Linked DNA regions of Mus musculus: region 1 is linked to region 2. The links are chromatin contacts, found by Hi-C or POLR2A ChIA-PET in ENCODE. All regions are on one chromosome and are shown on one strand. Each heading gives the region's core, a stretch centred on a gene start or an enhancer-like site at or near the end of the contact. The rest is flanking DNA. Distances are from core to core; before and after follow the strand shown. Region 1 overlaps Hsf2bp (heat shock transcription factor 2 binding protein). Region 2 has its middle 7.0 kb from the start of Gm41566.

Region 1 (4,622 bases), core at 1,756-4,255, 60 kb after region 2:
CGAAAGCTCACAGCCACATGCAGCTTCAGTTCCAGAGAATCGGATGCCCTCTTCTGGCCTCCAGAGCAGACACAGCATGTAAGAGGTGCACAGATATACATAAAATAAATCAATTATAAGAGATAAAATAAAAACAGATCTTTAAAAAGAAAAGGAGGAGTTGTGGAGACCAAGCATCAGAAACAGATGCAGATACACACAGAGAATTTACACCGCTGATTAATATGCTCCGGGTAGCACTGGCTACCACAGCAACACCACAGAGAAGGGGTGTAAACAAAAGAAAGTTATTCATCACAGTCCTGGAGGCTGAAGTCAGAGAGCCAGGTGCCAGCAGCTGGCTGCTCCTCAGGCCTCTCCTTAGTGTGCAGCCAGCATCTTCCCCATGTCCTCATACGGCTGCCCCTCTGTGTGTCTATGGCTGTTCTCATAAAGGCGTCAGATTGGATAAGTAAACTCATTAACTTAATTATCTCTGCAAGACCTTGTCTCCAAGTACAGTGACCTCCTCAGATCAGGCCTTCAGCCTGTGGGGCACAATTCAGACCATGGCATATTCTAACAGAAAAGGTAGAAAGTAGATGGACTTAAACAGAGACAGAAACTCAAAAAATGCATCAAATCTCACATCACCTCCTTATTCACTCACCGTCTCCATTCCCTAAACTTAGAGGGCTCTTCTCCTCTCTGACAAAAAATACCTAACAAATACAACTGAAGAAAGTTTCCTTTTGACTTGTGGTTTTGGAAAGCCCAGCCCACAGTTGCAAGCTTCCTACGCTTGGGCAGAGCATCGTGTTGATGGGAGCATGTGCTGGAAGGGCTTTTTAACCTCAGTGCATTGGGAGCAGAGCACGGGGAAAGAGGCCAGGGACAAGACACTCCCAAGGAATTACCTTTCAGACCTACTTCTGCCACCTAGGCCTCTCTACCAAAACTCCCAGACCCTCTTAAAATTGCACCTGCAGTAGCCAGAGACCATGGGGCAATGATATTCAGTGTGCACTTCTACAAAATGCCCTTCTCTCCTTGCCCACCAGACGAAAGCGTCATGACAGCAGGGTATTGCTGTCTTGCCAATACTTGAATTATCTACTGTAAGTGCTTCTTGGCCATTAGGGACCCCTCTGTTGAGAATTCTCTGTTTAGCTCTGTACCCTGTTGTTTCTTTCTTTGTTTAAGATTTATTTTATGTATATGAGCACACTGTAGCTGACTTCAGACACACCAGAAGAGGGCGTCAGATCTCATTATAGATGGTTGTGAGCCACCATGTGGTTGCTGGGAATTGAACTCAGGACCTCTGGAAGAGCAGCCAGTGCTCTTAACCACTGAGCCATCTCTCCAGCCCCCTGTACCCCCTTTTAAAATTGGGTTATTTGGTTTGTAAGTGTTATTTCTTGAGCACTTTATACATTGTGGATATTAGTCCTCTATCAGATGTAGGGTTGGTGAAGGTCTTTTGCATTTTGTCCTATTGATGGTGCCCTTTACATTACAGAAGCTTTTCAGTTTCGTGAGGTTCCATTTATTGCTAATCTTAGTGCCTGAGCTATTGGTGTTCAGTTCAGGAAATTATCTCCTGTGCCAGTGTATTCAAGACATTTCCCTACTTTCTCTTCTATTAAATTTAGTATATCCAGTTTTATGTTGAGGTCTTTGACCCATTTGGACTTGAGTTTTGTGCAAGTTGATAAATATGAATCTATTTGCATTCTTCTACATGCAGGTATCTAGATAGACCACCAGCATTTGTTGAAGAAGCTTTTTTTTCCCCATTGTATGCTTTGGTTTGTCAAAACTCAAGTATCCATAGATATTTGAGCTTATTTCTGGCTCTTCAATTCTAATTCATTGATTAGCCTGTCTGTTTTTATCCCAATACCATGAGGTCTTTATTACTATTGTTCTATAGTGCAGCTGGAAATCAAGGTTAGTGATACCTCCAGAAGTTCTTTTATTGAATAGGATTGTTTTAGCTATCCTGGGTTTTTCGTTTTTCCATATGAAGTTGATAATTGCTCTCTCAAGCTCTGTAAAGAGCGGGGTTGGAAACCTTATGGGAATTGCATTGATTCTGTAGATTGCTTTTGGTAAGATGGCCATTTTTACTATGTCTTCTGAGAGGTTTCATTCAGCAGCTGATGGAAAGACAGATTCAGAGACCCACAGCCAAGCTCAGGGAGTCTTGTGAAAGAGTGAGGGGTAAGGTAGAAGGATGGAAAGAGCCAGAGGGGTCAAAGACACCACAGGAAGACCTACAGAGTCAACAAACCTGGACCCTTGGGGGTTCACAGACTGAACCACCAACCTTTCAAGGAGCATGCAGGGGTTCAACCTAGCCTCCCCCCTCCCCACATTTGTAGTAGATGTGCAGTTTGGTCTTCATGTGAGTCTCCTAACAACTGGAGTGGGGGTGGGGAGTGGGGTGGGAGGGGCCTTTCTCTGACTCTGTTGCCTTCCTTTGGATCCCTATCCCCTAGCTGGGCTGCCTTGTCTGATCTCAGTAGGAGAGAATGCACTTAGTCCTGCTGTGACTTGATGTGCCAGGGCAGGCTGGTACCCATGGTACTTCTGAGGAGAAGGAAAGGGAGTAATGGGGGGAGGGTGTTGTGAGGGTACACCTTGGAGGAGAAGAGGGAGGGGGGCTGTGATCAGGATGTAAAGTGAATACATATATAAATTAATTCACTGTATGAGCAATACTCAGAGTAAGGCTCATTTACCCTGTAAGTAAAAGGCCCCTTTTATGTGAATAAGGCAACTACAATACAAATATAAAGAAACTGCAGGAGGAACAAAATAACTAGGTGTTGGACCCAGCACAGGCCCCCAAATAGCAGTGCTGCTGACAATGTCCTCAATGACACAGTCTGCCTCAGCTCAGGCTGGACTCTGACCAGGTCAACAGAAGGATCGCTGTGGGCAAACAAAAGCCTAAACTCCACATTCCTCAGAACCCTTGTAAAGTTGCTTTCTGTTTGTTGGGAAAAGCCATCACTTCCCTTACCCACCCCTTACAGCCAACTGCCTCTGGCAGGAGCATCTAGTTCCTGATTAACTCAGTCAGACAAACCTGTAACAGATTAAAGTCCCTTGGTACTTTCCAGGCTATTCTGGCCCACATCAGACCTCCCCTTGCTCTAACTTGCAGGCTGTTCTGGCTTACATGCTTCCCTCCCTCACTGCTAGCTGTCTCCTTAAAACTAACAAGACTTCTCCCAGCGTTTTGGCTGTTCTACCCCCTACTTTGAGACAGCCTGGAAGTTAGATTCCCCACTAAACCTTTCCTTCTACTTGTGGAGTGGTCTAGGTAGAGTGGTCAGCCTACTGGTGGTTCCACTGCACCCTCGCTGACACTGGGCATGCTAGAAAGAGCTTTGTGGACCCCTGGAAAGGATAAGACTGGAGTCATGAGATAAATACAGCCAAGGGTACAGCCAATAGGGATAACCTCATGATGACTCCATAAGAGCTCAGTCACTGTGACAATAGTTGAAGGGAGGGAAACTATCATAGACCATGTATATAGAAGAGTAATACAGAACTCAGTCCCAGTCACAGAAACCTGGCACTTAGAGACAGGTGAGGCAATATGATGAAGGATCACCAAACAAAGGGGACATGCTAGGACTGTCTCACACAGAGGGGACATGCTAGGACTGACTGTCTTAAAAGGGTCTATAGGACCCCTGCCTTTAGAGGCCTTGCTCCCTCCCAGAACTCATGTGGGAATCTAAATGCCATTCGTGAGTTGTTAGTAGTGTTAAAGTGTAAATAATATACTAATTGCTTTTAGTGGTAAGGCCTTTGGGAATTAATTCAATCATTAGTGACTGAACCCTGGTAGCTTCGTAAAAGTAGATAAAGACACACATAGACCTGAGTTGTCTATTACAACAGGATGCAGCACAGGTGTTCCTTACCAGAACATTAACAGAGCTGTTAAGGCATTGACCCTCAAACCCATGAACCAAAATAAGCATTTTCAAAATTTACAAATTAACCTGCCTTGGGTATTTCAGTGTAGTGACAGGTTAATACAATGGTTTTAAAGCAGCCACCATGAGAGTTCCTCAATGAACAAAGGTGTAAAGTCTTAAAAATGATCCTAGCAAATAAAGAGAAAGTATACTTAGTAACAAAGCAAGCTAGAACTGAAAATACAATAACTGAGACAAAGTGGTTACTAGAGAGAGAATTAAAGGGCGAGGTGAAGAAAATCTGTGAGGGCCAGAAGAACGCCTCAGTGAGTAGAGTGTTAGCCAGGCAGGCCCAGCCATTCAGGTGTGACCCCAGAACCCACATAAAAAAGCTGCCTGTGCTAGTTCACATCAGCATGGTGGCAATGTGTTCCTATGCACACAAGCACAGAAAAACAAAGAAATGAAAGATGAGTGGAGGAAAAGACAGGAAAATGGAATGAAGCAATGTGAGCTAGCAAGAGAAAGATGACATTAAAACCCCAAGGGAACTGGTAAGACACAATGTTCACAGCTCTGTAGAATGAGAGCAAAATGAGGAAGGCTGGAAACAGCTGGGAAACACTGACAGAGCATGTACCTGATTAAGCCAAAAAACAGGGTGCCAAAACACTGAAACACGCACTATGATCCAGAACA
Region 2 (4,705 bases), core at 1,623-4,122:
CCTCCTCCTCCTCCTCCTCCTCCTCCCCCCTCCTCCTCTTCCTCCTCCTCCTCCTCCTCCTCCTCCTCCTCCTTTTTCTTCTTCTTCTTCTCCCCCAAACCCTATCATCATTATCTGAAGCTCACATGTCCCCAAGCTCCAGTCCGCACCATGCAGGGGTGGCAGCCTCAGCCTCTGGTCAGGACCAACAGAGCTGTAAGTGGGGAGTGGGGAGTCCTCTTGCAGCTGGTTACCCATGGGGGAAGGGAAGGGAGAGGATATGGCTCCTGAAACAGGTAGCTGTGGCTGGAGCCTGGGGGCAGTGGTGTGAGCAGGCACAGGAGCTTGGCAGAGGGAAGCCTGGCACACCACTTGGAGGCCATGTCCTGGGCCAACTCTGTTCTGAGCAGCACTTATGCAGGTCTGGGTTTGCTCACAGGAACAGCCAGGACATCCCAGGTAGGGGGATCTTCCCATGCCAGAGATGTCCCCCCAAACCCACAAATGTGAACTTATCTGGTGTGATGGTTTGTATATGCTTGGTCTAGGGAATGGCATTATTAGTAGGTATGGCCTTGTTGGAGTGGGTGTGGCCTTGCTAGAGTGGGTGTGGCCTTGTTGGAGTGGGTGTGGCTTTGTTGGAATGGGTGTGTCGCTGTGGACGTAGGCTTTAAGACCCTCATTCTATTCTTGGTCTCTTGCCGTCTTGCTCCTCCTCTGTTCCCTCATCCCTTCCCCATTCCCTTCCTCCTCTCTCCACCTGTTCATGGCCGGCCTCTACTCCTCTACTCTCTCTCTTTTTGCCTTTCTTTGCCTCTACTACCCTCTTGACTCCCCTCTATATGCCCTGAATAAATTCTATTCTACTATTCTATACCAAAACAAAAACAAAACACCAAAAAACAAAAACAAAACCTCATCCTAGCTGCCTGGAAGTCAGTATTCTGCTAGCACCCTTCAGATGAAGATGTAGAACTCTCAGCTCCTCCTGCATCATGCCTGCCTGGATGCTGCCAGGCTCCCACCTTGGTGATAATGGACTGAACCTGTAAGCCAGCCCCAGTTAAATGTCCTTGAGAGTTGCCTTGGTCATGGTGTCTGTTCACAGCAGTAAAACCCTAAGACATCCGGAAAGGGGGCCTTTGCAGGTGGGCAAAAGGCTGTCTTGACTTCCCATACTGGAACACCCTGGACTCAAAATATAAGCACGAGTTTTTAGAGGAAAAAAGTAGAGAGAGGCAAAGACTGGGAGGAGGACTGTGATGAAGGGTCCAGAACCTGGAGCTGGGTTGCCATGCAGCCTCATGATGCCCGATGTCTCTCTGAGGCCACCAAGTCAATAGGAGGAGCCAGGAAGGACAAGAGGCAATCTTCCCTCTCAGCAGGGCTGTAGGGCAAGATTTTTCCAGCCATTTGGACCTGATACGAGGCAGGACAGCAGTATGGAAGCAGTGGCCAAGGCAGGGAGACACAGCAAATCTTTGCAGCTCAGACCCTCAGCCCATGACCGACTTGTCCCCTGCAGGCTACACTGGCTGGCAGCCTCTGCCATCGGCCTATCCCTTTGTGTACCTGCCCAAGTGCTTTCTCACCCAGTGCCTGCCCTTCTGTCCCTTTCTTGGCAGTGACCATGTGGCCCTTAGCAGTGGGTCACCACTTTCCGGAATGTGTTTGTCCATCTTGGTTTCCTGCCCCATGCGGGGTTGTTTTGACTTGCATGGGGCTTTCCGCCTTTGCCCCGGTTATATAAGGAGCTTTATGTAACAACCAGACTCACTGAGCCAGGGAGGGAGGGTATGGTAGGAGAAGCTGGGGCTGGCCCCAGCCACGTCACCTCTCCAGGTGTCGTCTAAAGCCTCCAGTACTTGGCTGCCTTGGTGCCAAGAGGACACACACACACACACACACACACACCCTGTACCATGCTCCAACTCCCTGCCCCGTGTCTATAATATTAGGAGACAAAGATAAATATTGGCCAGGCCAAGAAACAGGACCTCCCCCTCCTCTCTGGATGGCAGTGGCCTCAGGTGCCCCAAAGACTCATGGGTAAAGGGACGGCTGACACAGCTGGAACACAGACAGCACACAATAGTTAGAGTAGTTCCTCTATCCCTGTGTCAGACCTGGGTTAGGGTTCAAGATTATGTACAGCAGATCCCTAGCCTTGGCCCCCAGGAAGGAAGGAAGGAAGGAAGGAAGGAAGGAAGGGAAGAAGGAAGGAAGGAAGGAAGGAAGGAAGGAAGGAAGGAAGAGAAGAAGGAAGGAAGGGAGGGAGGGAGGGAGGGAGGGAGGGAGGGAGGGAGAAAAGAAGGACAGAACAGGACCAGGTTACCCCATCAGAGCCTCAGAGACACTAAGTAGACACACTTCAGGTCTGTTGCCACGTGGAACAGGAGGGAAGCTGGGTCATTTCTCCAATTGTCTGTCAGAAGCTCCAAAGGAATTAACAAGAGGTCCTTAGAGAGCAGAGAGTCCACACTTACGTTCCCAACAGTGAATACCAAGCGACCTGTAGTGCCTGTCCCCAGTTAGGGGACAGAAGCTAGGGCTGGCTGCTCATACCCAAGGCCAGGGTCTAGCCACAAAAGCTCTAGAAACACGGCTGAGTGTCTTAGTCGGGGTTTCTAGTCCTGCACAAACATCATGACCAAGAAGCAAATTGGGGAGGAAATGGTTTATTCAGCTCACACTTCCACATTGCTGTTCATCACCAAAAGAAATCAGGCCTGGAACTCAAGCAGGTCAGGAAGCAGGAGCTGATGCAGAGGCCATGGAGAGATGTTACCTACTGGCTTGCTTCCCCTGGCTTTCACAGCCTGCTCTCTTATAGATACCAGCCCAGGGATGGTATCACCCACAAGGGGCCCTCCCCACATGATCACCAACGTAGAAAATGCCCCACAGCTGGATCTCATGGAGGCACTTCCCCAGCTGGAGCTCCTTTCTCTGTGATAATTCCAGCCTGTGTTGAGCTGACACACAAACCCAGCCAGTACACTGAGGCAGAGTGAGAGGACTAGGCCCAGCTTCCGTGGACTCCTCCCGGTGCGAGCCATTGCTGGTTACAGAGCCACCCCGGAAGAGCATAGAGCGTGCCTGTGGCTCACAGTCTTTGAACATGGATCTCTGAGCACCTGCAGGAGCCAGGCTCTGCAGGGCACAGCGGCTTAGACATCTAGACCTAGGCTTCCAAGTGACCCCCAGGAAAATCCTCTGCTTTTCCTACCCCCATGGCGTTCACAGGCTTGCCTCCATCGTAAGGTCAGGACGTCGGCAAGCACAGCCACAGGACTAGGCCAGCCAACTGTCTCTGTCCCAGGCGGCAGGCTCTGACGTGTTCCTCTGGGTTTGGAGTCAAGGCCTGCCGTGTTTGTTCCCTCTCACCAGGAAGTGAGGGCTTTCCTTCCTGAAGCTTGGGAGGCCACGTTCCTTTTCACTCCCCAAAGAGGAAGCCTTCTCTGTCCTCAGGCCAGATATGTGGAGGGCTGACTTCATGGCCTGAGACGAGTGCACAGGAAGCCGTCTTACCTAAGAAGCCCTGGAGGAAGCCTCCACAGGCCCCACAGGAAGCACAGCCACGTCACCTTCTCCAGCAGGGAGGCCAGTCTCTGCCCAGCTCCATCCCACCTGACCTGCCATCTGCCCAGCCTCCAACCCCTGAGACGTCTCCTTTCTGGCCTCCTCAGGCTCCTGAGCACATTTGTGAGTTTACAAAGATCAGAGGTCGCCGGAGATCAGAACCAGTGCACCCCACTGCCCCGCAGTACCCACTTACATAGTCTCTCAGTGTGATCCCTGGGGCCCCAACACATGGCCTTTGGTCCCAAGTTGGACAGAATCCTAACAGTGATGATCCTGGTGTCAAGGACACTAGGAGCTGGTGGCAGCAGAAGGACCAGGAGGAAGGGACACAGAGGCCAGAACACTAACTGGGAAGGCTACCAGGCATCCTGGGGACAGGCATCCTGTAGGGTGTCACTGGGCTCAGGATAGCAGCCACTGAGGCTACAATGATAACATCTAGACTTAAGGGAGGTGGAGGAACAGTGCGGGTATCCTTACCAGGGACTGTGCCCATGAACCCTGCTCATAGTCTTCTGGAAGGGGACTCCAAATAGCTTGCCATCATGTCCACAGTGGGGTCCATTCTAAAAAGAAGTTGGGGGAGGTGCAGGAGGGAACTGGCATGGGGGACACAGCACATGCTGTGGACAGGTGAGGGCCAAAGTTTTTGTCACCAGAACCCATGTAAAAGCTGGACGTGTGTGATGGCCACCTGTACGTCCCAGCACTGGGGAGGCAGAGACAGGGGGTGACCTAGAGCAAGACAGCTAGCTAGACCAGCTGACTGGCGAACTCTGGGAGAGTTCCTGTCTCACTGTATAGAGTGACTGAAGAAAACTCCATCCCCACACACCTGTGCCCATGTACTGGAACATATGTGCAATGATACATACACAAGTTCCCTCGAAGATCTTAGTGAGAATCTCACGGTTTACCTAAAAGGGTTGCCTTCAGTGGTCACACGGCACTGTGGTAGCATTGAATGGGACATTTGCCACCTGTATCTGGAGGGGTTCTTGATGTCTGCAGGCACTGAAGAGAGGTAAAGCAGCCACGGCTTTCCAGCCACCTGCGATGGGGCTATCCTCTGTTCAGGAATGCTCTAGAGTGTCCCTGCCGGGCTCTCTTGCCCTCATGCCCATAGACAGCCAGGCAAGCT

What was found. A loop is a pair of places that touch in the nucleus more often than their neighbours do. ChIA-PET counts read pairs that join two places held with the same protein, here RNA polymerase II (POLR2A).
Region 1: a map of regulatory T cell shows a loop between it and region 2 (1.8-fold over the local background). The contact joins two enhancer-like sites. A Hi-C loop is called at or near these places in 1 of 37 maps with a recorded cell type or tissue (regulatory T cell). POLR2A ChIA-PET finds 5 or more read pairs at or near these places in 2 of 5 experiments (Patski and embryonic stem cell).

Annotation. Positions count from the first base shown.
Region 1 is chr17:31,962,791-31,967,412 of GRCm38, forward strand. The region is part of intron 7 of Hsf2bp (heat shock transcription factor 2 binding protein); the gene reads right to left. Among named protein-coding and RNA genes, the nearest start is that of Gm30571, 53 kb to the left of the region's middle. Within about 2 kb of position 3,006, at least 1 of the 3 ENCODE cell types and tissues checked has a DNase peak (open chromatin) inside an H3K27ac peak, as active enhancers do.
Region 2 is chr17:31,902,544-31,907,248 of GRCm38, forward strand. No RefSeq gene overlaps it. Among named protein-coding and RNA genes, the nearest start is that of Gm41566, 7.0 kb to the left of the region's middle. Within about 2 kb of position 2,873, at least 1 of the 3 ENCODE cell types and tissues checked has a DNase peak (open chromatin) inside an H3K27ac peak, as active enhancers do.